Linked DNA regions of Homo sapiens: region 2 is linked to region 1. Evidence: chromatin loops called from intact Hi-C (ENCODE). Cell type or tissue: transverse colon. All regions are shown on one strand. Each heading gives the region's core, and the rest is flanking DNA. Links, peaks and the distances in the headings are about the cores only. Region 1 overlaps CYB5D1 (cytochrome b5 domain containing 1). Region 2 overlaps KCNAB3 (potassium voltage-gated channel subfamily A regulatory beta subunit 3).

Region 1 (8,000 bases), core at 1-8,000:
ACTTTAAAAGTTCCCCGTGGCGGCCGGGCGCAATGGCTCACACCTGTAATTCCAGCACTCTGGGAGGCCGAGGCGGGCGGATCACGAGGTCAGGAGATCAAGACCATCCTGGCTAACACGGTAAAACCCCGTCTCTACTAAAAATACCAAAAAAAAAAAAAAAAAAAAAAAAAAATTAGCCGGGCTTGGTGGCGGGCATCTGTAGTCCCAGCTACTCGGGAGGCTGAGGCAGGAGAATGGCGTGAACCCGGGAGGCGGAGCTTGCAGTGAGCCGAGATCGTGCCGCTGCACTCCAGCCTGGGCAACAGAGCGAGACTCCGTCTCAAAAAAAAAAAAAAAAAAAAAGTTCCCCATGGCTACTGTGTAAATAAGGAAGCAGGATGACAAATTAAGAGAATCACAAACTTCCGTGAGTCTCCCATTAAACTGTAAGCTCCTAGAGGGCAGGAACTGTGTCATTAATTTTTGTATTCACAGTTTCCAGGACTGTGCCTGACAGATGCTCAGTATCATTTTAATGAATTGAATAAATGATAGGGCCAAGATTCCAACCTAGGCTTTCAAGAAAGGCTCAAGTATCAATGCCCTGTCTCCCCTACACACAACCCTTCAAAGACCACCCCTCCACTCCACCCTAGACTGGGCTGGATACCCCCCTTTTACCTCCAGTGCATCTCTGGTGGATTGTATTTTCTAAATATGCCCACAATTATGTCTCACATCCCACATGTTCTTCTTACAGTGTAATTCCGAGACTCTTCCCGGTGAGAGGTGGGAGCTAGTTCCCTTCCCTTGGAATTGAGGCTAGGTCATATGATTCAGCTTCCTCTTGGTTCTCTTGGGATGCTGTGAGGAAGCCCAAACTGCCCTGTGTAGAGGCCCATGTGGAGAAAAACTGATAGCATTGAGAGCTATGTGAGACAGCCATCTTGAAAGTGGATCCTCCAGCTCCCCACAGTCCACCCCTTTGGGAGTAGAAGTGAGCTGTCCCTGCTGAGCCCTACCCATATTGCAGATTCATTGGCAAAATACAGCAGTGGTAGGTAACTAGAATAGCATCCTATGTTTGACATGCAGGGAGGCGGTATGTTAGTTGGATGGGCTATGACTACCTTGGTACTCATTAGTTGTATGACTTTTGGCAAGTTACTTAATCTCTCTCTGCTTCAGTGTTGTTTTTCAGTATAAATAAAAATCGTACCTATGCCTTAAGTTTGTTGGGAGGATTAATGTTGGTAAATGCAGCTCTACAGGTAATACAGATGAGTCATGTGAGCATCTCCTCAGACATGCCTCTGATCATTCAGCCATCGCTCTCGTGATTCTGTGTGTCTTTATAGTACTTTCACTCTATTCATAATATGTTTATATATAGGTATGTGTATGTACAGGTTGAGCATCCCTAATCAAACACCCAAAATGCTCCTAAATCGGAAACTTTTACATGCCTACATGATACCACAAGTAGAAAATTCTACACACAAGTACCTAACACAAACTTTGCTTCATGCACATAATTTTTTTTTTTTTTTTTGAGATGGAGTCTCACTCTGTTGCCCAGGCTGGAGTGCAGTGGCGTGATCTTGGCTCACTGCAGCCTCCGCCTCCTGGTTTGAAGCCATTTTGCCTCAGCCTCCCGAGTAGCTGAGATTATAGGCACTTGCCACCACACCTGGCTAATTTTTGTATTTTTAGTAAAGACAGGGTTTCACTGTGTTGGCCAGGCTTATCTTGAACTCCTGGCCTCAAGTGATCCTTCTGCCTCCCAAAGTGCTGGGATTACAGGCGTGAGCTGCCACACCCAGTCCAGGCACACAATTATTTAAAATATTGGCCAGGCACGGTGACTCATACTTATAATCCCAACACTTTGGGAGGCCTAGGCAGGAGGATTGCTTGAGGCGAGGAGTTTGAGACCGGCTTGGGCAACATAGGAAGACCCTGTCTCTACAAAAAAATAAAGAATTAGCCAGGTATGGTGGTGCTACTCTGAGGCAGGAGCATTGTCTGAGCTCGGGAGTTTGAGGTTACAGTGAGCTATGATCACACCACTGCACTTAAGCCTTTACTCCCATTCCCACTTTGATGGATTCACTTCACTTATTCATTCACCAGCTTTTTGGGTTTTTCTTTTTAGTGCTTCCGGTGTGCCTAGAATACCTAGTACTTGGGGTGCATATCCATTTGTATTTTTGAATCCTTAATCTTTGGCTTCCAGGATAAAGATCAGTCAGGTTTCTAATTCTGTGTGCATTCTTACAGCCAAACCGTGTACTCTACTGACCCATGATCAAGTGGCTGTTCTCCCAACAGCAGCCCATCCATGTGGCCTCCCTAAACTTAGCTGTGGTGCTGGATGCATTAACCTTATCGTGATGTATGATTGGATGTTATAGTATCAAGACCAAATGATGGATCCCTTTACTCAGCTCCAAGGTACAGCCAGATTAACATTTGGTACAGTAGTAAAACACTTGAGACTCGTCATAAATTTAGCCCCAAAGGTTAGAGCTTTAGGAATTTCTGCCATGGGTTGCCATGGTTCTGCCACAGGCTGAGGCAGACCATTGAGACAGATGCCAGAATATTGGGACCACATTGTATTATAACTTTTGATATTTTACTTTTGAGGCTGTTTAAAGTATTGTTGTGTATGTGTGTGTGTGCGTGCTATTTCAGGAGTAGGAGTAGGGGGTTGGGCTATTTGGAGAATCTGATGGAAATTATAGCACCATTTTCCAAAAATAATACACATCCACAGACACACACACACAGAGTATTTAGAAACAGTTTCAGGATGGCCAGGTTAGTAATCCACCTGTGACTTGCTGTAAGGGTAGAAACTTTTCTATACCATAACTTAAGCCTTTATCATGTACTATGTTCATTTATCTTTTCATGTGTGCATGCTTTATCCCAGTGAGCAGGCAAGCTTCCTACAAGGAACATATGCCTCTTTATGACCCCCAGTAATGTGGGCATGTAGGGACCTCACCTGTGGGAAATCTTGCCAGTTGAGTCCTTTGAAGCTGCTGTGATTCACTGAGGACGGCAGCCTTCCCTTCAGCATTCCATCCTTCACCCACCACCCTCTAACACAAAAGAGATTACCACAAGAGGACTTGGACCCTACACTCATGTTCTGTTTGCTTTCTGGGTTTTAGGCTAAAGCATTATTTACATACTCCTCATGCAAATATCCACTTGGCTATTTAGAGAACAAAGCAGTGCCTACTGGAAAGATTTTTTTTAAGTATTAATAAGTGAATGCATTCTATTATTTTAAAAATTTGTGATGTCTTTATCCCTTTGTCAGCTCCATACTTTGCCCCATACACTCCCATACCTGTAATCAGGACCTCCTTTTTGTTCTAGCCCATGAATTCCTAACTGCACTCCTTTCCTGCCATGTGCTTGTGAGAGAAAAAAAAGCAGGCATAAACCTAATGCTAATAGAACGGTGGCCATGTGGTTTTTCCTTGTTTTCTTGTCCTTCCCTCCCCCTTATAAATCTCCAAAGGCCACCTTCCCATCCTAACTTTGGAAGGGTTTTCCCTCCAGGCTTGTCTCCCTGACTCTATAGGTAATTACAGCCACCTGGTGGCCATATGGGGAAATGACAGATGGATTGGCCCCCAAAAATCTGGTGAGACCCTCTTTTTTTTTTTTAACTTTTTTTTTTTTTTTTTTAGATGGAGTTTCGTTCTTGTTGCCCAGGCTGGAGTGCAATGGCACTATCTCAGCTCAATGCAACCTCCATCTCCCGGGTTCAAGCGATTCTCCTGCCTCAGCCTCCCAAGTAGCTGGGATTATAGGTGTGTGCCACCACGCCCGGCTAATTTTTTGGATTTTTAGTAGAAACAGGCTTTTGCCAGGTTGGCCAGGCTGGTCTTGAACTCCTGACCTCAGGTGATCCCCATGCCTCGGCCTCCCAAAGTTCTGGGATTACAGGCGTGAGTCACTGCACCTGGCCAGAGACCCTCTATGGAATAACTTTTGGTTTTGGATATTGGGGAAGCAAGGAAAGTGAATCCTATGGATAGAGACTATAGCACAGGAACCAGACATCCTATTTCTTGGTCCTTCCTTGCCTACTAGGACACAACATCCCCCCCACTAGGTATAGACGGATGAGTTCACTTAACATTGGAGTTCATTCAAAATTTATTGAGCTGCAACTGTGTGCTCAGCAATGAGAATATAGCAGTGAGCAAGATGTGAACAAGATCTCTGCCCTCGTGAGCTTACAATCTAGCAGCGCAGCCAGCCTATTACAGCCATAATTTTACAATTGTAATAAAAACTCTGGAAAATGCATGGTGCTAACTGATTTATCAGAAAGTCTTGACCCACCAAGAAATCAGAAAAGACCTCCCTGAGGAAGGAACATTTAGGATCAGCTAGGTGGAAAGTGAAAGGAAGAGTGTTGCAGGCAGAGAGGACAGTGTGTGAGGGTCTGAGGCAAGACATGTAATGAACTGAAAGCCAGTGTGTCTAGGCCATAGAGAACAAAGAGGGGTGTTGCGAGATGAGCCTGATTTATACAAGATCTTTGAATTTAGGACTTTATTCCAAAAGCAGTTGGAAGCCACTGAAGAAGCTAAGGAAAGTTCGATGTTTAGGTTTGTTTTTCATAGCTGACTCTCATTGCAGCATGGAAGTCAGAAGTGGAAATGGGAGAACAGGTTAGGAAGTTTCCGTAGCAGTTTAGACAAGAGGTGATGGTAACTTGGAGAAAAGAAGATAGGTTCCAGAGATATTTAGGAGACAGATTACACTTGATGAGTGACTGGATGTGTGAGGAAAGGGATGTGTTTCTAGCAAGAGACATTGAAGTAGGAGTCTCTGGAAGAGGGACAGGTTTTGGCAGAATGGGGACATCCTGTAGGCACAGGACAGGCCCTGAGGCTTGCACTAGAGGAACAGCATAGCTTTCATTCTCAAATAGTTCAGGGTTTAATTGAGCAAACAAGGTACACATAATTGCAGAGTTGATTAAAGATCAAAATGATCGATTTAGATAATTCATGGACTCCTGCATTCCATGGGGTTAGATTTAAACCCTCCATCTCACAGTAAATTCAGATACTGCCGAAGCCAACAGCAATGTTTCCACCTTTGTTCATGCCTCCCAAAGCCCCTCAGAAAATGCCTATATAGCCCACCAGTATCTCACAGGGGCCACCTTCTCCTGTGCTGGGCCCTGGTGTCCCCTGCCAGAAGACACACTAAACTCTTCCTGATTTGTTTTTTGCTTGCTGCTGCCAGGAAGTTCAACTGTCTGTCATTCTCAAATCTCCCCTCCTTAAGTTAAAGGAGACCAAATCTAGCCATTACCCCCAATAGTGGTTCTCTTTTGGTCACCAGGAGAGTTTTCTGACTTAGTTAGCATCTCTGTTTACATTACCCCTGTCGAGCTCCCTCTTTTGGAGTCACCGTCTTGCAACCCTGTCTTCCTCATCTTCTCCAAGTGGCAAACTGCCTCCTTTTTCTCCCTCGCCAAAGTGTCACTAATTTGCCGGCCTTTTCCCCACTCTAGTTTTCCTTCAAGTTAGTAAATACCCACCTCTTTGCCCCAAAAGGTCAGGAGAGAAATCTGGGGTATGGGATTAACAAAGAAGTAGCCCCAATAGCTATTGCTTAACTGACACTTAGCCTTCCTTGCCTCCTCTTCGCCACAGGAGAACTCTGCAAACTCCCTTCCAGAGACAATAACTGCAAACTATACAATAGGACCACAATTTCCTATTGTGCAGGGATCCTAGGACAAAGCCACATCCCAAATACTTGCTGAGAGCAGTGGCTACAAATGTTAACATGAGATTAGACATTGAGATGGTCCCTTTATATTGAGAGAACATGGACTTTGGAGTTGGGCAGACTTGAATTTGCATTCTGGCTCTAGTGGTTACTACCTAGTGTGGCTTTGAGCTATTAAACTTTCCAAAGTTTCGAAGGACTTATCTGTAACATAGTAATGGTAATCCACCTTATGGGGTAGTTGTCTTGAAGAGGCTATTTGGGAGGCTGAGGCAAGAGGATCACTTGAGGCCAGGAGGTTGAAACCAGCCTGGGCAACACAGCGAGACCCTGTGTCTACAAAAAATTAAAAAATTAGGCATTGTGGCGTGCACCTGAAGTCCCAGCTACTCAAGGCAGAGATGGGAGGATCACTTGTGCCCAGGAGCTCCAGGCTGCAGTGAGCCATGATTTTGCCACTGCACTCCAGACTGGGTGACAGAGCAAGACCCCTTCTCTTTGTTGGGGGCAAAAAAAAAAAAGAGGGTATATGAAGTACCTAGTATAATATCTAGCCTGAATTGCCTATAATGACGCACTTCCTTTCTTTCCCTTGGGTTTCAGCTGCCAAACACTCTTCTACAAGTAAGATAAGCCAGCTTTGTATGGTCAATGATAAACATTTCCTATTTCTTTGTAAATCCCATCTTCCTGCAGACATCTCATTTCCATCATTGCCAAAAAAGTCCTTCCATCCCTCACCCCTGTAGAACTACTCTCTCTTAACTATCAAACAGTTCTGCCTGAACTCTGACTATCCTCTTCTACATCTCCCTAAACCAAGGTACTTGATCTTCTTGTATCATTCCCAAAGATTAATTCACTAATTTTCTCAGAGCAAACTGTAATGAAGGCAGGGAATAGGGCCTTTACACTTCAGAAGGGCACAGGCTAGCTCCTGGAGAGGAGTGGAGATCTGGGTCCAGGCACCCCTCGGCCCCACCACTTTTCCTCAAGGCACAGAAAAAGCCAAACTCGAAATACGTCTTGAGTCTACACGAGTGTACATCTCCTTGCCTACAACTCCGTGAGATCATCATTGAAGTACAGAAGTATTGCAGGTGTGTGAAGTGTACCGTCCATACTGAGATAGTCAAATTCTTCCTCCTCATCCCGGATCCCATTCTCTTCCAGGGTAAAATCCATGTTCAGGTTCTTCCCTTCATATTTCCACGTGTAGCTGGCAGCATGTGAGTTATAGGGGAGATAGCGGTGTAGGATTTCCCATATGGACTCCAGAACCCCCACCTGGAGAACACAGAAGCACCCCACCCCCAGAATTCTGGATGGAGTATACATATACACACGCTGGGATCAAAGTGCCTCCCTTGGCAGATAGCAGCTTCAGGTACTCTACGGCCCCGGGAAAAAAAAGCTGAAACTCCAGCATGCAATGAGCAGACCCTAAAGTCCTACAGATCTTAATGGCAGCCACTTCTAACTACCGGATGGCCATAAAGGGTCAACTGTCCCCTCACTATATCCATGCAACAGAGTAGATTAAAAAGAAAGTCCAATTGCTGTCCAAAACGGCGTGTAAGAGCTTCGAAGGACCACCATCACTAAGATACATGAACTGCTGTTCCCAGGCTTATAAAGGAGTCTCTTGTCCCCCTGTGACCCAGACACTCCTAGAATTCCCAACCCTGGGGACCTAGGTGCTGTGCTTTCCTCAGTTGCCTCAATGTAAAGGACAGAAAATACACTCCCACCGGTTATGGAAAAAATGTTGCCCTGAAGATCGGCCTGGAGATTTGCTGGGATTCCCCATTCCTTCTAACCTGCTCCTTGTCACCAGTTCTCACCTCCAGTGTGTGCTCCTGCGACGTGAGCGTGTTAATGATGCGGATGCTCCGGGTCTTGGCAGACAGCCGCCCCACCTCATAATACGACCCCTGCCACCAGGGCTTCCCAAAATCGTTGGCCCAGTCCGAACAGGGCAGCTGAGGCGGAACGTGCACAAAGCGGCCCCGCGGGGTGCAGTACCTCAGGCAGCCGGTCAGCGGATCTATGTGCTTGCGGATCTTTAAAGGAGGGTTTGGGGCGAGGGTGTCAGAGCAGCCATTAGGCTCTGGCTAGCCTCCGCCTTTCCTTCCCATCCCCGCTCTCCATTTCCTCTACCCACAATCCCAGGTTCCAGCATAACTCACGTCTCTGGTCTTTGGATCAAACCAGTGGCTGATATCCTGGCCTGCAACTTC
Region 2 (16,228 bases), core at 140-8,139, 61 kb before region 1:
CTCCAGAGGAACAGTCACATATGGTTCACTTGTCCTTTTGAGAAAATTCCTAGGACCTCTGCTCTGGAGATAGCACTTGCCCAATCTTATAGGCCCACTGGGTCTAATTTCTTTGGACTGAGACACCTGAGGGCTTCTCAGTCTGGAAGGAGAGGAGCTGGGGGCTGATAATCTAAGTCCATAATGGAGGCTCCACCCCTTCCCGCTGCTTCTGTATCTTGCAGGAACCTAGGGAAGTCTGGTCTTCGGGTATCCTGTCTTGGCCTAGGTGAGTCAGAATAGGGATTAAGGAAAGGAGGGCATTCTTTCATGGTCTGCCCCCTGCAGTTCTCATGTGCCTGGCTTCTCTCTTGCAGGTACCTGGGTCACATTTGGTTCTCAGATCTCAGATGAGGTATAAGTTATCGGACCTAGAATCAGGGTGGTGGGGGTGAGGGAACTTGAAAAAAGGGAAGTGAACCTGGATAGGGGTTTGGACAACAAGCACAGGGAATGAGGGATCTGAGGCTGGAGGATGGGGAGAGGGGAGAGACTAGAGAACCCAGGGCTGAGATGTGATGGGTTAGAGTACAGTGAGGGAGGTAACTGAGGAGCAGTAGTTGATCTTTACCTCTTTCACCTCCCTAGACAGCAGAGGATGTGCTGACTGTAGCCTATGAGCATGGTGTAAACCTGTTTGACACCGCCGAAGTGTACGCAGCAGGAAAGTAAGGACTGGGGTGAAAGAGCTAAGCTCCATTTGGAAGGCTGAGAGGACCCCAGGGATTATCTTCTCGTTTTCCCTCTAAAGAACCCTGGGACTTCTGAGAACGTGAAGTTCCAACCTTTTGGCGGAGGGACCCGAAAGCACTGTAGGAGCTACAGTCCCAACATTAGTCCCTCTCTGGCTTAGAAGTCAATGGGCGTACTGTGCAGCTACATTAAATAAAGGCAACAAATATATCTGAGGCATTAGTTATGTGCAACTACAAAGATGAATTTTCAAACACATCATGCCGTTTCACACTAGGAGCAGGGAAAACCTAGGATGACCTACCCTGCCTCTTCCCCATCTAGCAAACACTTCTGCTCATCTTCAAGACTTGACCCGAGTGTCCGCTCCTTCAAGAACTTTGCCCAACTCCCCAGAGTTGGTCACCCCCTCCCCCACCATGAGCTCCTAAAGCACTGTGGACTGCCTTCTGACACGCAATTCGTGGTTTATGCAGCTATATTAGCTGCTCAAGTCAGAGGCCTCCTTCCATGGAACTTGTCTTGCTCTTCCCCAAGTACCCACACAGAGCCTGGCACAGAGCAGGTGCTGCTTCTGGGAAGAATCAACATGTCTGCGAAAGTGCACACAGTCTAAGTGGTTAAAGGAAAAAAAAAGGGCAATAGGAAAGATTAAACAACGGTAAAACATTTCAGTAACAGTCCACCATGACAACTTAAGACTTGTCATAAGTGAGCTCATAATTTTATGCTAAATTATGTAGCCAATTCTGTGGAAGCTGACCAGAAGGCTGGACCATAGATTGTGGCACTCAGAGAACACATTATGGATGAGGCAGAATTTGAGCTGAGCTTTGGAGGACGGGTGGGATTTTGCAGAGGCTCAAAGAAGGAGGAGGGCAACCCAGATAGTTGAAGCCAGACAAGGCAGTGTCCTTCCTGGCTCCACCATAGTTGGCCCCTCTCCCCTCATCCTATTCTATCTTTTTGGCACCCACAGCAGGGCTTGGTACACAGCTAATGCACAACAGATATTTGTTGAATATGTGATGAAAACTATACAACTACACCCCTAGTTCCTTCCAACAGACCTCTTATTTTGTCCAGGATGGGGCTGTGAGCTGAAATGGACTCCTGGTTTATATCCTACTTTGCAAGAGAGGAAAAGGTGGGGAGGAGAGGAAGGAATTGATTGGCCTAGAAGGGATCAGTGGCTCTGCCTTATGTTTCTTTTAGGGCTGAAAGAACCCTAGGGAACATCCTCAAGAGCAAAGGTTGGAGGTGAGACTGTTTTGGGGGGTTGCTGGGGATGTGATCACCCAAAAATCCTTTTCTTACTGGTTCTCCCATTTCTATTCTTCCAGGAGATCAAGCTATGTCATCACTACCAAGATTTTTTGGGGAGGACAGTAAGTGGCTGCCCCACTGCGATTGTGGAGAAGGCCTACAAAGAATGTGTGAAGGTGTATGGGGTGGGGGTGGGGACAGCTATCCTGCACCAGGTCCGCACCATGCCTGTGAAGACTCGTGCAATCCCATTTCCTTATGGCTCCAAGCCAGCCCCGGTCCCCTATCTTTGTCACATCTCATCTTTGACTTACCTTTTCCTACAGGGCAGAAACCGAGCGAGGTTTAAGCCGAAAGCACATCATTGAGGGTGAGAGTTAGGGGCTGGAAACCCAAAGTGAGGGGATATGGAAGCCAGAGGAGTAGGGAACATTCTCTGAACTTCTGGAGGCTTTGAATAGGGATTTAGGTGGCCATGGCAAGGGGGCAAGGTCTGAATTCTTTTTTTTTTTTTTTTTTTTTTGAGACGGAGTTTCACTCTTGTTGTCCAGGCTGGAGTGTAATGGCACGATCTCGGCTCACTGCAACCTCCTCCTCCCGGGTTCAAGGGATTCTCCTACCTCAGCGTCTCGAGTAACTGGGATTACAGGCACACGCCACCACGCCTGGCTAATTTTTTGTATTTTTAGTAGAAATGGGGTTTCACCACGTTAGCCAGGCTGGTCTCAAACTCCTGACCTCAGGTGATCCGCCCACCTCGGCCTCCCAAAGTGCTGGGATTACAGGCATGAGCCACCACGCCTGGTGGCCTGCATTCTTAGTACACTGAAGCTGAGGTGCTTATTTTCTTCTCCCTACCCCACCTCCAGGCTTGCGAGGATCCCTGGAACGCCTCCAGCTGGGATACGTGGACATTGTCTTTGCCAATCGCTCAGACCCCAACTGTCCTATGGAGGGTAAAAGCAGCACCCCCAAACCTTACAGTCCTTCAAAACTGAGCACTTCCTTGCTGGGTGCGGTGGCTCATTCCTGTAATCCCAGGACGTTGGGAGGCCAAGGCAGGAGGATCACTTGGGGCCTGGAGTTCGAGAACAGTCTGGGCAACATAGCAAGACCCTGTCTCTACAAAAAATGTTTTAAAATTAGCTGGCTGTGGTGGTGTGTGCCTTGTACTCCCAGCTGTTCAGGAGGCTGAGGCAGGAGGATCATTCAAGCCCAGGAGTTTGAGGCCACAGTGAGCTATGATTGCACCACTGAACTACATCCTGAGTGACAGAGTGAGACCCTGTCTCAAAAAATCTAAAATACAAAAATTGAGCACTTCCTCAAACCCTCAGCAGGAAGCCAGCCCCTGCTCAGAAGGCCTCCAAAACTCCACAGTGGAGGCTGAGACTCCAGGATGTGGACAGGAAGAGAGGCAAAGAGTAGATATTAACTTTCATGACTCCATAGAGTTGCCTGGGGCCTTGGTGGGGCAGGTGGAGGTCTGCAAATCTGGAGTCTTAGATTCCAGGGCTCTGACAGTAAGGCTTTCCCTCTCCTGTGTACCTAGAGATTGTGCGAGCCATGACCTATGTCATCAACCAGGGCCTGGCCCTATACTGGGGGACATCCCGATGGGGGGCTGCAGAAATCATGGTGAGTGTGTGACCCCACCTTGCCCCTGTCCCACAACTGGTTCCCACTTTTCACGTGGTTACTCCAAAGCCCACTGCACTGGGGGAGAAGGCAGAGAAGAAAACGGAAGTAGTGCTCTGACCACTTTCTTTTCCCCAACCCCAACCCAGGAGGCCTACTCCATGGCCAGACAGTTCAATCTGATTCCTCCAGTGTGTGAACAAGCGGAGCACCATCTGTTTCAGAGGGAGAAGGTGGAGATGCAGCTGCCAGAGCTCTACCACAAGATTGGTTTGCAGCCCTCATCCCTGCCTTTACCTTAGCCTCATCCATGGCTAGGTCCTTTTCCTGACACCCAGTGTTCTTCCCTTAGGAGTTGGATCAGTCACTTGGTACCCTCTAGCCTGTGGTCTCATTACTAGCAAGTATGATGGGCGAGTCCCAGATACTTGCAGGGCCTCCATCAAGGTGAGATCTGGGGGCTCTCGATGGCAGGACTGGGCTATATGGGCTGCTTTGGGGGGAGTTACGGGGGGCTGCTTTGTGAGTGTGGTGGTGGTGGTGGTGATGGCGGGGTCTTCTGTTGATTCTTCTTGGCCTCCAGGGCTACCAGTGGCTCAAGGACAAAGTGCAGAGTGAAGATGGCAAGAAGCAACAAGCCAAAGTCATGGACCTTCTTCCTGTCGCTCACCAGCTGGGCTGCACCGTGGCCCAGCTTGCTATTGGTGAGACATTGCACCCTGCAGGGGCCCTGTCTCCTCCTGACATGCTCCCAAGCCCATCCTAAAACTGGTTTGTCCCTAGGGAGGACGCTTGTCTTCAGAGACACTTCTGAAATCTATGTGGTCACTGTTCCCCATCAGTCCTCTTTTTTTCCTCCTCTGGCCCCAGCGTGGTGTCTCCGCAGTGAGGGTGTCAGCTCTGTCTTGCTGGGGGTGTCGAGTGCGGAGCAGTTGATAGAACACCTGGGCGCGCTACAGGTGAGCCGGGGACTCAGAGGCAGAGCCTATCTGTCCCCCTCCCCAGGAGTCAAAGCCACGCTATCCAACCCAGGATGGCTCTATCAGGTCACCCACTACAAAGTCCTCACTTTGCAGGTGAGAGGTCCCAGGGCCGGAAAGCGAGGCACCGGCACAGCTGCGGCTCTTGCCTTGCCACTTGACCCCACTGTGGTGCTTCCCCGGCTACTGGAACCCCATGCCCTTTCTCAGTGACCCAGCATGGGCTGCCGTCGCCACCGTCCCACTCTCCTCCAGGTGCTGAGCCAGCTGACCCCGCAGACAGTGATGGAAATAGACGGGCTCCTGGGAAACAAGCCGCATTCCAAGAAGTAGTCTGTCGCGGGCGCAGGGACCCAACCCGGTGTCGCTGCACCCGCCCGAGCCCCGCTCCTCGCAGCCGCCTCTCCCGCTCCGGATCCCTCCACGCAGCGGCCGGAGCCAGACTAGCCCCGCCCACCAACGAGTCCCGGCTTCGAGTAGTGATACGCATGAACAAAGCCATATCCTTTTGCAGTGGGGTCGAGAGAGAAAGTAGCACGCCCGCCCCCTGCTGCGTCTTTCTAGGCCCTTCTTGCAAATCCCGGGCATGAGCTACTCGCCGTCGGCTCTCTGCCACTTCGTCTCGCTCCCTACTCTCCTCCCCTTATTCCCGAGGCCCAGAAAAGAAAACAAAAACAAAAACCCAGCACATACAAGAAACATACAGTGTACCTCAAAAGGGGCCCTTGAAATGTCATCAAAGGGTAATAACCTAGTGAGTGAGTTGTGATGTCATCTGGAACATAGGAAATGGGGCTCTTAGCGTATTCGGTACGAAGGAAGCCAGGCTGGTCCTGGCAGGAAGTAAATGATAATCTTTGGGAAACCAGGACCCTGCCTCCCAGCCCAGAGGTGGAGGAGGGCGGTCAGGGTGGGGTCTACAGTGGCACAGCACTGACAAAGGTAGAGGGAAATGTAATAGCACATCTACGCTGCAGTCTGGTGAAAGTGGCCGGGGTGGTCCTTGGAAAACAGTTGGGCTGTTCTTGGCAGGAATTAGTGACAGCCTTTCCGTCACGGGCAGGGACGCCTTGATTTAAAAAAAATAAATAAATAAAACGTCTGGGTATAGACTTTTGAGCCTTGAGCAGGGCCTCCTACCTGGCAGTGGGGAACTGCAGTCTTCCTCCTGGCAATAAACCTAAAGCAATAATGATGGCCCCTTCTCTGTAAGACTTCCCAGGTAACTGTAAATAAACCTCAGCTTGATCCTCACAGTGTCTAAAGTTGCAGGGGCTTGGGAGGTTAGGGTCACAGTCTCACTTGTCTGGCCCTCTCGCCCCCTAACATTAGAAATCTGCTAGCATTAGCTTTCTCTCCATTGCTCATTCACCTTGGTGACCCAGGCATCGGGCTCCTAGTCACTGTTCTCATCAAGGACCAAGACACCAGATACCCCAGGCCCCAGTTTTCTTCCTTCAGCTACCACATTCCTTAGAACCCAGAAATCTGGCTTCATAATTTTGTTCCTCCTCTTTCTATGAAAGACTTAGCTATCTGCCTTTATTTGTTTGTATTTAAAGTAATATTAGCCATACTTGTTCCTTGTACTTCTCATTTCTCTCTCGCTGGACACCCACACATATGCCAAGGAACCTGTGGCTGAGGGGGAGATGCTGTTCTGAGGTTGAGGCTTTGTGATTTGGTGGAGAGGTAAAGTGAAGAATGGTCTGAGGTTGAGGGAATACAGAGAGAAGGAAAGATGTTATCATTTCACTGGAACAGAATTGGGTGGAAAGTTACAACCTTAAAGATCACAAGGTAGAGGAGGATGAGCTCTGCCTTCCTTAAATACAACCTGCCCATCTCCCTTCTACCCGTCCTCATCCCGCCTTGATCCAAAAGCTGGGCAAGCAAAGTAAAACCAATTTCCAAAAGAGAAAAGTCAGCAGCATGCCATTTACTGGATTAGCAGCCAACTGCATCAACTAATTAATACTTAAATCCACCCCATCATCTCCCACTCATTTTGCAAGACTGTGGAGGAAACAAAGAAGTAAAATATATTACTAAACTATGATTAGTTATTCTGTAACATACGAGAATTTATCAATCCCAAATAGGATTCTCCTTAAATAGTTATCTTAGAGGGTTATACACTTATTTTAATGAACCTGTCCCATTGCTCAAAATATTAAAAACAAACAAACACCATTCCTCCTAGAATTACCTTCAGAGAGAGTTTGGAAACGCCTTGATTTAAAAAAAAAAAAACAAAAAAAAAAGCCTTCCTTTATTGTCACGCCTCCTTTGTATATGGACATTTGCCATATTTATCACCCACCTCATTCATTAATTTAGCAAGTATTTGTCTATTGAGTCCTATTATGGTATAGCACAGGGATACAAGGGTGAACAAAACCAGACTCAGAACCTTCATATATCTTGCTGAGGAGAGAGACAATCACAGAACCACCAAATAAATACAAACTTCTTGTCCAAAGTCCAGAGGAAAGCACATGGTATTACTGAGTCTGTAGTGGTTATTTGACATGGTGAGGTTACGCTGAGAGCTGAAGCATGAATAGGTGTTAATAAGGGTTAAGCAAGAGGGTTAAGAGCATATGCTAAGGCCTGTGGCAGAAAAGAACATACAAGCCAAAAGTACCCAAAGCCAGAGTGTCTAGAGAGGAACAGAACAGAAAGTGAGACATGGGTAATGGCTGGGTGCGGTGGCTCACGCCTGTAATCCCAGTACTTTGGGAGGCTGAGGCTGGTGGATCACTTGAGGTCAGGAGTTTGAGACCAGCCTGGCCAACATGGCGAAAACCTATCTCTACTAAAAATAAAAAATAAAAATAAAAATAAAAATTAGCCAGGCATGGTGACACCCACCTGTAGTCCCAGCTACTCAGAAGGCTGAGGCAGGAGAATCACTTGAGCCCAGGAGGCAGAGGTTGCAATGAGCTGAGATTGCACCACTGCATTCCAGCCTGGGCGACGGAGCAAGACTCTGTCTGGAAGGAAGGAAGGAAGGAAGGGGTAAGTTCAGAACACACAGGGACTTACAGGGCACATTACAATGTTATATTTATCTAGGCTGGGCGCAGTGGCTCACACCTGTAATCCAAGCACTTTGGGAGGCCAAGGCAGGTGGGATCACTTGAGCCCAGGGGTTCAAGACCAGCCTGGACAACATGGGGAGACCCCATCTCTACAAAAATACAAGAATTAGCTGAGCATGGTAGCTCATACCTGTGTAGTCCCAGCTACTCGGAGCCTGAGGTAGGTAGGTGGCTTGAGTCTGGGAGATCAAGGCTGTAGTGAGCCAAGATTATGCCACTACACTCCAGCCTGATGCTCAGAGCAAGCTCCTGTCTCAAAAAATATATTTATCATACAGGGAAAAAAAAACAGTAGGAAACCCTCTATATCCGTTATCTATTGATACACAACAAATCACCACCAAAGTTAATGGCCTGAGATAACTTTTTATTTATTTTTATTTTATTTTATTTGAGATGGAGTCTCGCTCTGTCACTCAGGCTGGAGTACAGTTGCATGATCTCAGCTCATTGCAACCTCCCTCTCCCGGGTTCAAGCGATTCTCCTGCCTCACCCTCCTGAGTAGCTGGGACTACAGGCGAGTGCCACCATGCTCAACTAATTTTTTGTATTTTTAGTAGAGACAGGGTTTCACCATCTTGGCCAGGCTGGTCTTGAACTCCTGGTGATCCACCTGCCTCGGCCTCCCAAAGTGCTGGGATTACAGGCGTGAGCCACCACACCCAGCCACTATTTATTTATTTATTTATTTATTTATTTATTTAGAGATGGAGTCTCGCTCTGTCGCCAGACTGGAGTGCAGTGGCGATCTTGGCTCACTGCAACCTCCGACTCCCTAGTTCAAGCGATTCTCCTGCCTCAGCCTCCCCAGTAGCTGGGATTACAGATACGTGCCACCACGCCCAGCTAATTTTTGTTTTTTTAGTAGAGACGGGATTTCACCTTGTTGTCCAGGAGGGTCTTGATCTCCTGATCTTGTGATCTGCCTGCCTCAGCCTCCCAAAGTGCTGGGATTACAGGCGTGAGCCACCGCGCCCAGCCACTTTTTATTTATTTTTAAGAGGCGGGGGTCTCGCTCTGTCACCCAGGCTGGAGTGCACTGACATGATCACGGCTCAGTGCAGCTTCGAAGTCCTGAGGCTCAAGTGATCCTCCCACCTCAGCCTACTGAGTAGCTGGGACGATGTGCACCACTGAGCCTGGCTTTTTTCTTTTTTTTTGTAATGATGGGGTCTCACCACGATTCCCAGGCTGATCTCAAATTCCCGAGCTCAAGTTATCCTTCCATCTTGGCCTCCCATAGTGCTAGGATTACAGGTGTGAGCCACCACACTCAGTAGAAATAACTTTTAAAAACTGTTCTTTTTCACGATTCTATGGGCTTGCTGGGAGTTCCTTTGCTGTTTTCACCTAGGCTCACTCACGTGGCTGCACTCAAATGGCAGGTGAGCCAAGCAGGAAAATGCAAAATGGCCTCACCAGCATGTCTGGTTGTTGGCTGGCGCTCCTCCGTGTGGCCTCATCCTCACATGGTGGTCTCAGGGAGTGTTCCAAGGGGACAAAAGCAGAAGCTACAAGGCCTCTGAAGGACTAGGTTCCAGAACTCACACATCACTTCTGCCACATCTATTGGTCAAAACTAGTTACAAGACCAGCCCAGATTCAAGGGATAGAGAAAGAGACCCCAATTCTTGATGTGAGATGCAGCAAAGTCACATTGCAAAGGAATTTGGGGCCACCATTAATCTACCACCACATTAAAAGCTTTTTTTTTTTTTTTTGAGATAGAGTCTCACCCTGTCGCCCAGGCTGCAGTACACTGGCACGATCTCAGCTCACTGCAATCTCTGTCTCCTGGGTTCAAGCAATTCTCCCACCTCAGCCTCCTGAGTAGCTGGGACTACAGGTGCACGCCGCCACGCCCAGCTAATTTTTTGTATTTTAGTAGAGACAGGGTTTCCCTGTGTTGCCCAGGCTGGTCGTGAACTCCTAAGCTTAGGCAATCTGCCCGTCTCTGCCTCCCAAAGTGCTGGGATTACAGGCGTAAGCCACCACACTCGGCCCATCATGTATTTATTAACAATAGATACCTACCAGTTCCCCCTTTTTTTTTTTTTTTTGAGACCGAGTCTCATTCTGTTGCTCAGTCTGGAGTGCAGTGGCGTGATCTCGGCTCACTGCAACCTCCACCTCCCAGGTTCAAGCAATTCTCGTGCCTCAGCCTCCCAAATAGCTGGGACTACAGGTGTGAGCCACCACCCCCGGCTAATTTTTGTATTTTTAGTAGAGATGGGGTTTCACCATTTGGCCAGGCTGGTCTTGAACTCCTGACCTCAAGTGATCCACCCACCTCGGCCTCCCAAAATGCTGGGATTACAGGCAAGAGCCACCATGCCTGGCCCTACCAGTCCTTTTTTAAGACCAAAAAGTTTTGAATTGTGACAGCATCACTGTAATAAGTAGACAGCTTCTCCCATGATCACAGACAATACCATTCAAAAGTTCTGAAATGTTTGCTTAAAAATGATGGTATACCTCCTCAAAAGAGATTACCCTCTAGGTTTTAACAATTTAGGTTTAAAAACCAGCTTTGCATTGCCTGTGATAGCTGGTAAATGCCATGGGTGTGGAGAAGCTCATCATGCACATATTGGTCAAGATGGATGGGTGTTGAAAATGTTGGGTACTGGCCGGGCGCGGTGGCTCACGCCTGTAATCCCAGCACTTTGAGAGGCCGAGGCGGGCGGATCACCAGGTCAGGAGATCGAGACCATCCTGGCTAACACATTGAAACCCCGTCTCTACTAAAAATACAAAAAATTAGCTGGGCGTGGTGGTGGGCGCCTGTAGTCCCAGCTACTCGGGAGGCTGAGGCAGGAGAATGGCATGAACCCGGGAGGCGGAGCTTGCAGTGAGCCGAGATGGTGCCACTGCACTCCAGCCTGGGCAACCCAGCAAGACTCCGTCTCAAAAAAAAAAAAAAAAGAAAAAAAAGAAAATGTTGGGTACTCAGAAGTTAATGTGAATTCAGTATAGGCTGGGGGCACAGGATAACAATAGTAGCTAATATAGTACTTACCTGGTGTTTTACTGTGTACTGGACACCATTTGAAGCACCTTACACATATAAGTTCATTCAGTCCTCATTATTATTATCCACATTTTTAAAACTAGGAAACCAAGGCCCAGAGAAATTAAGTAACTTGCTCAAAGTGTCACAACTAGTAAGAGGTGGAAGCTAGGATCTGAACTCAAGCCAGCTGGCTCTAGACTGTGTTATCACCCTCCATAACAGAACCTGGGCTGCAGGTCCAGGAGAGGAGGGTGAGGAGGCAGCTGTGTGTGGGTGTGGCACCATGAGGGGAATGTGGGTTGTGAGTACCATGTCCTGTTTACCAGTGGGAGAAGTCAGACCCCTGAGTCAGAACTTATGCTGGGGAGCTTTGCTGGGGCCATCACGATGTGTGGGTGTCCAGGCCTCCGGAAGGAAAGGATTCCCAGCATTCCTAAAGCCATGGTCCTGGCATCTAGGTCCCTCCTTAGGCTGAGATACCAGCTGAGAGTTAAGCAGTTTGGGGAGAATGAAGTTTAGGAAGCCAGCCTTACAAACAACACAGAGAGGTCATCTATAATGAGAATTGAGGGCAAAATCGATTCAAAGGCCCAGGGACCACTAAAGGTTGGGCAGAACGGGCCGTGTTTGGAAACTGGGTGGGATTGTGAAACTAACTGCGAGCAACTGAATAGGCGGAGGGGGCTTTAGAGACTTGTGCCAGTGACTGAGGGCTCAGGCGCAGAGAGAGACCCGGGGCTTTGTACATGGTAGAATTAAGGAGCGCTGGCGTTGCGTTGGGGGAAGAAGGAAAGCCCCACCCCGCTCCCCCGGGAGTAGGGAGGAATGGGTGCTTTGGCCCCCAGGGCTCCGGTCCTGGCATGGCCTGGGCCGCCTCCCCGACTCCATCATTGCTGTCATTCCCGGCCTCAAGCCTCCACCGCCCCCACACGTGCCGCCACAGGGAGCGGCCCGATCAAGGCGTGACGCTCCGAAGGGTGGGGCCTCACTTATTCCCCTATTTAAAGGGGAAAGAGGCCGCGGCGCCGGCCCCAGGACCCGACCCGGCCCCAGGAGAGTGTGCTCGTTCTGTTCACGGAGCTGGCCGCGTTAGCGACGTCCTCGAGTCCGCGGCGGGCACGATGCAGCTCTTGGTGAGGGTACCCTCTCTTCCGGAGCGGGGCGAGCTGGACTGCAACATCTGCTACCGTCCTTTCAACCTCGGGTGCCGCGCGCCCCGCCGCCTGCCCGGAACGGCGCGCGCCCGCTGCGGCCACACGATCTGCACCGCCTGCCTCCGCGAGCTGGCGGCGCGCGGGGACGGCGGCGGGGCGGCCGCGCGCGTGGTGCGCCTGCGCCGCGTGGTCACGTGCCCCTTCTGCCGCGCGCCCTCGCAGCTCCCTCGCGGCGGCCTCACGGAGATGGCTCTTGACTCGGACTTGTGGTCGCGATTGGAGGAAAAAGCGCGGGCCAAGTGCGAACGAGATGAGGCTGGGAACCCGGCCAAGGAAAGCAGCGACGCTGACGGAGAGGCGGAGGAAGAAGGGGAGAGCGAGAAGGGGGCGGGGCCTAGGAGTGCTGGGTGGCGCGCGCTCCGGCGGCTCTGGGACAGGGTCCTGGGGCCTGCGCGGCGCTGGCGGCGTCCGCTGCCTAGCAACGGTGAGGGGCTGCCCGGGGAGGATGCAGGGGAGAGAGCGCCGAGGAATACCGAGGTTCGTTGGCATGCTCCTGCTGCCACTAACCCTTCTTCTTTCCCCCAGTGCTCTACTGTGCGGAGATCAAGGACATTGGCCACCTGACCCGTTGCACGTTGTAACCGAGGAACTCGGAAGCTACAGCCGAAGGAAGGTGGGAGCTGCAGCCTCGCGGGGGCTGATGTCAAGACTACTCTCTCTCAGATCCCAGGATTGGCATGTGATGAGAGAGATGAGCCGAAGGCAGGAGGGAACGCCCTGGGAGGTGTTGATGCTGAGTTGGGGAGGCTCCTAGACGAACTCGCCCCCATCTACTGACTGTGCCAGTCTTACATTTTCAGGATGGAGTGGCCAAGGGATGATATAAACAAAGCCTACGTTACCGTGGGAAGAAGACAGACTGTTTTCTTAGCTGGGACGTTGGCTTTTGTCCAGGGTGGCTCTGGTGTGTGGGAGCAACAGGTCCCATTTTAGCAATTCTTTGTCAATGGTTTGAATTTTTTTTTTTTTTAAGATGGAACGGGAGAGAAGAGGCTAATTTTCGCGTCATGTTAATCTCACTTCTCTGGCATGTAAGGGTGCTGGTATGCCTGCTGTCTCCCCACTCCCAGTTCTGTGTTCCAGAAATTGAGATGGCTCCCTGCCTGTGACTATGATTAGGAGCCTTGCTTCATTTCAGAATCTCCCTTCAACCTGCTAGGGCAGGTATCAGAAATTCCAAAGGGCATTTATGTGAGGCACCTAATTAGAGCCTATCAAAGTAGGAAGGGAGAGCCATTTGAAAGGCATCATATTTCAAACTTTTGCTATTATCTGTGTTATCTTTACAGTCACGGGAACACACTAGCGCTACTGAAAAGATACTTATACAATTTTAAGTGTCTTTAAAATTTGTGTCCCATAATGGGACATCACCTGTTGTATATATGCCATGTATTCTATTTTAGAATCCTGTATCTTATGACCATAAAGTCATAGTCAAGGACCAGCAGTGTTGGTGTACTGTCAACGGAAGTGCACAGTCTCACTCTAGGATCCCACTCCAGACTTCCTGAATCAGACTCTGGCAGGGTTTTTTGTTTTTTTGTTTTTGTTTTGAGCCAGAGTCTCACTGTGTCGCCCAGGCTGGAGTGCAGTGGCGTGATCTCGGCTCACTGCAGCCTCCGCCTCCCAGGTTCAAGCGATTCTCCTGCCTCATCCTCCGGAGTAGCTGGGATTACAGGCGCCTGCCACCACACCTGGCTAATTTTTGTATTTTTAGTAGAGATGGGGTTTCGCCATGTTTGTCAGGCTGGTCTCAAAACTCCTGACCTCAGGTGATGGCGCCCACCTTGGCCTCCCAAAGTGCTGGGATTATAGGAGTGAGCCACCGCGCCGGGCCAGACTCTGGCATTTTAACAATCCCAGGTGATGTGTGTGCATGTGAAAATTTAAGTACCATTGGTCTAGATCCTACACTCTTTAGGATATCACCATCTGTAGGTAGAATATTTAAAGCATAATAGGTATGACTGATAGATTATTTTATCCAAAGTTCTTTTTTTTTTTTTTTGAGATGGAGTCTTGCTCTGTTGCCCAGACTGGAGTGCAGTGGCGTGATCTCGGCTCACTGCAAGCTCTGCCTCCTGGGTTCACGCCATTCTCCTGCCTCAGCCTCCCAAGTAGCTGGGGCTACAGGCACCCACCACCACGCCTGGCTAATTTTTTTGTATTTTTAGTAGAGATGGGGTTTCACCGTGTTAGCCAGGATGGTCTCGATCTCCTGACCTCATGATCCGCCTGCCTCGGCCTCCCAAAGTGCTAGGATTACAGGCGTGAGCCACCACGCCCGGCCCCAAAGTTCTAAAGTAACATTCTATTGCTAAAGAAATCCTAACCTACTATGTAACATTTTTCTCTTAGTTAAAAATGTGAACTTATTATTAACCTCAATTTTTTAGAGGCCTCCAATCTTTTTAAAATATAAATATTTTTGATTGACAAATCATAATTATACACTTATGGGGGTATAAACCTCAATTTTTGTAACCCTATTTTGGCATTTTCCTGTCCTTACATCTCAGCTTAAATGCTCCCTCTTTTGGGAGGCCTTTTTCTGCCTTCAACATAGTAGAGCCTTTTCCCCCACCCCTCTGTAACATAATGCCCTGTTTTATTTTTACTGCTTTTATTTTCATGCTTTGTGGGTGTCCCCACTGGAGTGTAAGCCCTATGGGAGCAAGGGCTGACCTGTGACTGTTTTATCTCCAGGGCCAACAGCAGTGTTACTGTATAGTATGTACTCAATAAATATTTGTTGGCTTTATCTCTTATTTTTTAATATAATAGCCTTGTGAACTAAGTGTCTGGCCTCTCTCAATCTCTCAGAGGCTCTGTTTAGTGAACAATAAACATCAAGGAAGTGCCTAGCAGTTCAAATCTTTGGTAAGCTAGACAGATCTGACCCTCAACGCCTTAAAAAAAAAAAAAAAAAAAGTGTGCCTTTGCTTCATACTGGAGCTGAACCTGTGGAGCTGTAGTGACCTCTACTGACTCTTAGGGGAACTAAGCAACTTGAAGGTGGAAAGGATGATCAAAAGGATGGCTGGAAGGCAGTTTTGAATCTTGATAGGCGCTCCTCCCACTACATTTCTGTCCAGTAAGTCCCACTCTCTCTGAAGTCAACCTGAGGCTACGTAGGTATCTGCTGCTCACCCTCCTTCTCTACAGAGGCCATGACATAGCTGGGGCTGGAAGAACCTCAGTTTTAGTGAATAATCTAAGAGATAAAAATGAGGAAAAGGAAAAAGTTGTAGGATTTTTTTAAAAAGAAAAGGCAGAAAGCAACAACCTTTCTTATCCCTCCCCCCAAAAACTCCCCCCCCCCATAAAAAATAACAGAGCACACAGAAAGGAAAGTATAATTTATATGTACAACCAATAAACCTGATACAGAAGAGGGGATCAGGACAGACCAGGAGTGGGTGTGAAGAGAGACTGGGAAAGGGGCAGCAAGAAAGTGAAGGGGCAGCAAAGAGGAAGTGGGGGGTTCGCCATGCAAACTGCCACTCTCCCCGGCCCCTCCTGGGAGGGGGGATGTGCCCACATTTCCCTAGCCTGCCCTCCACTATTTTGCTCTGGTCCCAACGACAAGGTAGCTCCCAAGACCCTGACTAGGTCCCCTGCCTGACTTATACAAATTTAGTCTGTATCCAGGCCTTGAGGAGGGAGGGTAGTAGAAGTCTTCCAGGAACCTGAGCCCCAGAGCTGGGCTTCCACCACATCTGGCCCATTGTATTCTCTCCCACCCTTCTAGGTTACCTGGGTCCCTAGAACAGGTTGGGGAGCTCCTCTTTGGCTTGAGGGAGTATCACCCAACCATTACTCTTTTTGTAGGGGTGGTCCTTGGTCCCTAGGGAGGGGGGAACATTCCCAACACAAGATGCCGGTACACAGGAGGTAACTGAGCCAGTGAACGGCACCTTTATTCTGAGGCTGAACAGCAGTTGACTTCCTCCCTCATAACTGCTCCACCCTCCACGTGGGGAGAGGTAGGGGACGGTAACATGCAGCCACCCCTCCTCGTCCCTTCCTCCCTCCCAGGGCTCATTTTCATCCCTCTCTAAAGTCCCCCTCCTCTCTTCAAAGCTCTCTTCCCCACAAAAGTTCCTAAAGGCCAGGCAAGGCTGATTCTCCACTTCCACATGAGACAGAGCTGATTCTGCAGGGAAACGGCTGGGGAGGCTCCACCTCTTTCCTCCCCACAACCATTTACTGGGAAGTTGTGTATACTTGGCAGTGTGGGAGGAAGGTACTTGGAAGACCCTGCCAGCCATCTCCCA

What was found. Peaks named below come from ENCODE experiments on the same cell type or tissue, not always from the same donor. Only the 100,000 strongest peaks of a DNase experiment are listed, where the experiment ranks them.
Region 2: it touches region 1 in a loop (2.4-fold over the local background); 31 of 110 quality-filtered maps call a loop at or near these places.

What each region holds. Positions count from the first base shown.
Region 1 is chr17:7,858,429-7,866,428 of GRCh38, reverse strand. CYB5D1 (cytochrome b5 domain containing 1) reads right to left here. Exons shown (of 4, transcript NM_144607.6): 2 at 7,950-8,000; 3 at 7,605-7,823; 4 at 4,147-7,047. The coding sequence ends at 6,817. It also overlaps a transcript of NAA38 not described here. Among named protein-coding and RNA genes, the nearest start is that of CYB5D1, 4.4 kb to the right of the region's middle. RefSeq lists an enhancer at 7,449-8,000. In transverse colon, for the core only: CTCF peaks have their summits at 3,392, 3,598 (motif pointing left) and 7,805; DNase peaks (open chromatin) are centred at 3,578 and 7,788; H3K4me3 peaks cover 674 bases; H3K27ac peaks cover 687 bases.
Region 2 is chr17:7,911,823-7,928,050 of GRCh38, reverse strand. It overlaps KCNAB3 (potassium voltage-gated channel subfamily A regulatory beta subunit 3), which reads left to right. Exons shown (of 14, transcript NM_004732.4): 2 at 225-268; 3 at 357-394; 4 at 628-707; 5 at 1,948-1,992; 6 at 2,076-2,120; 7 at 2,325-2,368; 8 at 2,868-2,954; 9 at 3,551-3,636; 10 at 3,786-3,906; 11 at 3,989-4,083; 12 at 4,220-4,340; 13 at 4,507-4,595; 14 at 4,872-6,192. The coding sequence ends at 4,949. It overlaps CHD3 (chromodomain helicase DNA binding protein 3), which reads right to left. Exons shown (of 40, transcript NM_001005273.3): 40 at 15,296-16,228. RNF227 (ring finger protein 227) reads left to right here and starts at 11,762. Exons shown (of 2, transcript NM_001358699.2): 1 at 11,762-12,372; 2 at 12,474-14,712. The coding sequence starts at 11,856. The coding sequence ends at 12,529. RefSeq lists a silencer at 11,823-12,132 and an enhancer at 12,111-13,044. In transverse colon, for the core only: no CTCF peak of the experiment used is centred there; a DNase peak (open chromatin) is centred at 5,070; H3K4me3 peaks cover 1,009 bases; H3K27ac peaks cover 1,062 bases.